Regions from separate parts of the Homo sapiens genome. Here region 2 is linked to region 1. Evidence: chromatin loops called from intact Hi-C (ENCODE). Cell type or tissue: Caco-2. All regions are shown on one strand.

Evidence for each region. A loop is a pair of places that touch in the nucleus more often than their neighbours do. Peaks named below come from ENCODE experiments on the same cell type or tissue, not always from the same donor. Only the 100,000 strongest peaks of a DNase experiment are listed, where the experiment ranks them.
Region 2: it touches region 1 in a loop (4-fold over the local background); 26 of 110 quality-filtered maps call a loop at or near these places.

Annotation. Positions count from the first base shown.
Region 1 is chr6:158,219,884-158,222,383 of GRCh38, forward strand. No RefSeq gene overlaps it. Among named protein-coding and RNA genes, the nearest start is that of GTF2H5, 53 kb to the left of the region's middle. In Caco-2, a CTCF peak has its summit at 1,172 (motif pointing right); a DNase peak (open chromatin) is centred at 1,168.
Region 2 is chr6:158,295,402-158,297,901 of GRCh38, forward strand. LOC124901447 (a long non-coding RNA gene) reads right to left here. Exons shown (of 2, transcript XR_007059835.1): 2 at 1,371-2,500. It also overlaps a transcript of TULP4 not described here. Among named protein-coding and RNA genes, the nearest start is that of TULP4, 16 kb to the right of the region's middle. In Caco-2, no CTCF peak of the experiment used is centred here; DNase peaks (open chromatin) are centred at 1,050, 1,450, 1,600 and 2,480.

The sequences.
Region 1 (2,500 bases):
TAACATATATAACATATGTATTATATATGTTATATAATACATATATATATAAACTCCTTGGTTCAGGCTATCTTCCCACCTAGGCCTCCCAAATTGCTGGGATTACAAGGCTGAGCTACAGTGCGTGGCTTTTTTTTAATATAACAAAATTTATTTATTCAGTGTCTGCTAAGTGATTCTCTTTGGAGCAATGCTTAATTACAGTATAAAGTTATGACATGACATTTGTATCCATTGGTCCTATTAATAAACATCAGTTGCAGAGTATGAAGTTTGCAGTTACAAAATCTAAGTTTTTTACTGAGTAAAACTGAAAATGGCTAGCATTTACATAAAAATGGACAATTTTGCAAAATAGAAGTGATAATGGCACACAGTCCTAATTAGAAGGCTTACTTTCCTAAGAGCATGTGAGTGCCAGTGTATTTTCACTAGGTTTTGTCTTTTTGACATCTGCTTTTTTACAGTGCTGATGATTTCTGTTAATTTCATGAATGACACCTTTATCACATTTCAATCTATGATCTTTTTTTTTAAAGTTTTGTCTTAAGGCTTCAGTGTCTTCATTTGGAAAATAGTGTCATCATCCACAAAGACCTGGTAACAAACAGTGCATAGAAAAGTCATTGAGGACCGGATGCAATGGCTCAGGCCTGTAATCCCAGCACTTTGGGAAGCCGAGGTGGGCAAATCACATGAGGCCAGGACTTCGAGACCAGCCTGGTCAACATGGTGAAACCTCGTCTCTATTAAAAATACAAAAATTAGCCGGGCATGGTGGTGCGCGCCTGTAATCCCAGCTACTCGGAAGGCTGAGGCAGGAGAATCGCTTGAACCCGGGAGGTGGAGGTTGCAGTGAGCCGAGATCGTGCCATTGCACTCCAGCCTGAGTGACAGAAGGAGACATTGCCAAAAAAAAAAAAAAATTACTGAGGTCCTCAGGGCAAACTTGAAACAGCTGGGAAGATTTTGTATGTACGAGAAAGCCCAACCTAAAATTGTTTAAGGAACAAGGGAGTTTCTCATCTCAGAGAACAAGAGGTTTAAAGATGGTGAAGGCATGTGGCACATACACAGGTTGGCTGTTTCAGAGGGACAGTGACCTGGCCATTGTCTCTGGTCCTCCGGCCTCACTGTGTTGGCTGTGTCCTCTCACGGCCACAAGGTGGCAGCAGCAGCCGCGGGCACCGCAGCCTTCCTGGAGGAGCGGTTCTCCGACTCAGGACTACTTCCTTATCACAGGCTTAAAAACCAAGACGCCAAAGAGCTTTAAAAAAAAATAAAAAAATAAAAAAATTAAAAAATATATATATATATAAAATACATATATGTAATGTTAATCAATATTTACCATTTTATAAATAATAAACTGAAAATTTTAAAATATTGATTTATTATTTAAAAAATAATAAATCTATTACGTTAACATACACCATACATTTTTATGACAAAAATAACTATAAAAAATTTATATAACTATATAAACTTATACAAATAAATTTATATAACTATATAAACTTATACAAATAAATTTATATAACTATTAAAAATTATTAAAAAACTATATAAAAAATTTAGTGAGAAGGTGGCACTGTTTTACATTTTTACATGTCTTTGATGTGGGCTCCAGTGAGGACAGGCGGTTTCTCCTATCTGCTTCTCATGCAATCTGTTGTACATTGCACATCATCACATAGCCTCTGGAAGAGTTCAGCGTACACTCGCAAGAGGTGAGAGTGGAAATGACATCTTACTATTATTATGAAAACGATTTGACCCAAAGACCCCCTGAAAGGGAGAGTCCTTATGCCTCTTTCAAAAGCTAAGAAACGGGCTGGGCTCAGGGGCTCATGCCTGTAATCCCAGCACTCTGGGAGGCCGAGGTGGGTGGATTACTTGAGGTCAGGAGTTCGAGACCAGCCTGGCCAACATGGTGAAACCCCATTTCTAGTCTCTACTAAAAATACAAAATTAGCCGGGCGTGGTTGCATGTGCCTGTAATCCCAGCTACTCAGGAGGCTGAGGCAGGAGAATCGCTTGAACTTGGGAGGCAGAGGTTACAGTGAGCTGAGATTGCACCACTGCCCTCCAGCCTGGGTGACAGAGCTAGACTCCATCTGAAAAAAAAAATACATAAAATTAAAAAAATAAAGGCTAAGAAACGGTTTCTGAAAGGCTTTCCCAGTACGGTACCCCCCCCGAGCGTAACTGACCAGAACTGGATCATTTGCCTGTTTCTAAGGAAAGAGAATAGCATTGGCAGGATTTGCTTATACCAATGGCTCTCAAACTTGGTGTGCATCAGAATCACCTGTGGAGTGTGTTAAACCACGGACTGTTCAGGCCCCCAACAGCAGGGCTCTCATTCAGGAAGTTTGGCATGGAGCCTGAAAATGTCCATTTTTAACAATCCCCATGACTGCTTCTGCTGCTGGGCCAGGGACCACATGGTGGGAACCACTGGCACAGCCCAATCAGGATGTGGGGATGTGGCCAGGCT
Region 2 (2,500 bases), 76 kb after region 1:
TCTGATGCCTAATGTAGTTCACAGCTTGTTAAACCTGTTTATATCAAGTTTCTCAAGTTAAAAAATTCTCAAATTAAAAAAAAAACAAAACTTACTTGTTGTGAGATATACATACAGAAGCATATGTTATAAAGTGTATATATGTAATAAAGAATAAAGTGAACACCCCGTAACTACCACCCAGGTAAAGAAATATGGCCAGCATTGGCCAGGCATGGTGGCTTTCGCCTGTAGTCCCAACACTTTGGGAGGCCAAGGTGGGCAGATCACAAGGTTGAGAGATCGAGACCATGCTGGCTAACACAGTGAAACTCCATCTCTACTAAAAAATACAAAAAAATTAGCCGGGCCTGGTGGCGGATGCCTGTAGTCCCAACTACTTGGGAGGCTGAGGCAGGAGAATGGCACGAACCTGGGAGGCAGAGCTTGCAGTGAACCAAGATTGCACCACTGCACTCCAGCCTGGGCAACAGAATGAGACTCCGTCTCAAAAGAAAAAAAGAAATATGGCCAGCATACAAGCAACACACCTTTGTGTGCCTCTCCCGGCTCACAATAGCCACCCCCCAAATAAGCAACATGCTGCTTTTTGTAATATTTTTTCTTTTTAATTTTTAGTCGTACCACCAATGTATTCTCTATTAACTGATAAAATTAGTTTGGCTTGTTTCTGAACTTCATATAATTGATTCATATTATAGGTATTCTTTCATAAGATCCTTCCTTCCCCTTCCTTTTTTCTCTTTTTCCTTTCCTTTTCTTATTTTCTCCTTCCTTTCTTTCCTTTCCCTTTCCCTTCCCATTCCTTTTTCTCTTCCCTTTTCCTCATGGCTCACTGTAGCCTCGATTTCCTGGGCTCAAGCAATCCTCCCATATTGGGGGAACCCGCCCCCAATATTTCAACGTAGGTTCTATTTTCCATAAGTGTCGGCCAGCTGAGAAATAAAGAGAGACAGTATAAAGAGAAGAATTTTACAGCTGGGCCGCCGGAGGTGACATCACATATTGGTAGGACTGTGATGCCTGCCTGAGCCTCAAACCAGCAAGTTTTTATTAAGGGTTTCAAAAGGGAAGGGGGTGTAAGAACAGGTAGTAGGTACAAAGATCACATGCTTCAAAGGGCAAAAAGCAGAACTACTGATAAGGGTCTAACAAAGATCACATGCTTCTGAGGGAACAGGACAAAGGGCAAAAGCAGAACTACTGATAAGTATCGGGGGAACCCACCCCCAATATTTCAACGTAGGTTCTTTCTATTTTCCCTAAGTGTCAGCCGGTCTGAGAAATAAAGAGAAAGAGTACAAAGAGAGGAATTTTACAGCTGGGCTGCCGGAGATGACATCACATATTGGTAGGTCCATGATGCCCCCTGAGCCTCAAAACCAACAAGTTTTTATTAGGGATTTCAAAAGGGGAGGGAGTGTATGAACAGGGAAAAGATTACATGCTTTAAGGGGCAAAAAAGCAGAGCAAAGATCACATGCTTCTGAGGAAACAGGACAAGGCAAAATCAGAAACTCCTGATAAGGGTCTGTGTTCAGCAGTGCACGTATTATCTTGATAAACATCTTAACAGAAAACAGGGTTCGAGAGCAGAGAACCAGTCTGACCTGAAATTTACCAGGGCTGGTGTTTCCCAATCCTAGTAAGCCTGAGGGTACTGCAGGAGACCAGAGTGTATCTCAGTCCTTTTCTCAACCGCATAGGACAGACACTCCCAGAGCGGCCGTTTATAGACCTCCCCCTAGGAATGCATTTCTTTTCCTAGGGTCTTAATATTTAATATTACTTGCTAGGAAAAGAATTTAGTGGTATCTCTCCTACTTGGCACGTCCATTTATAGGCTCTCTGCAAGAAGAAAAATATGGCTGTATTCTGCCTGACCCCGCAGGCAGTCAGACCTTATGGTTGTCTTGCATTGTTCCCTAAAATCGCTGTTATTCTGTTCTTTTTTAAGGTGCACTGATTTCATATTGTTCAAACACACATGTTTTACAATCAGTTTGTACAGTTAACGCAATCATCACAGGGTCCCGAGGTGATGTACATCCTCAGCTTACGAAGATAACGGGATTAAAAGATTAAAGTAAGACAGGCATAAGAAATTATGAGAGTATTATTAGGGAAGTGATAAATGTCCATGAAATCTTCACAGTTTATGTTCAGAGATTGCAGTAAAGACAGGCTTAAGAAATTATAAAAGTATTAATTTTAGGAACTGATATATGTCCACGAAATCTTCATAATTTATGTTCCTCTGCCACGGCTCCAGCTGGTCCCTCTGTTCGGGGTGCCTGACTTCCCACAACAGATAAGGGTCCAACAAAGATCACAAGGCAAAGGGCAAAAGCAGAACTACTGATAAGGTTCTATGTTTAGCGGTGCACGTATTATCTTGATAAACATCTTAAACAACAGAAAACAGGGTTTGAGAGCAGAGAACTGGTCTGACCACAAATTTACCAGGGCGGAGTTTTTTCCCACTCTAGTAAGCCTGAGG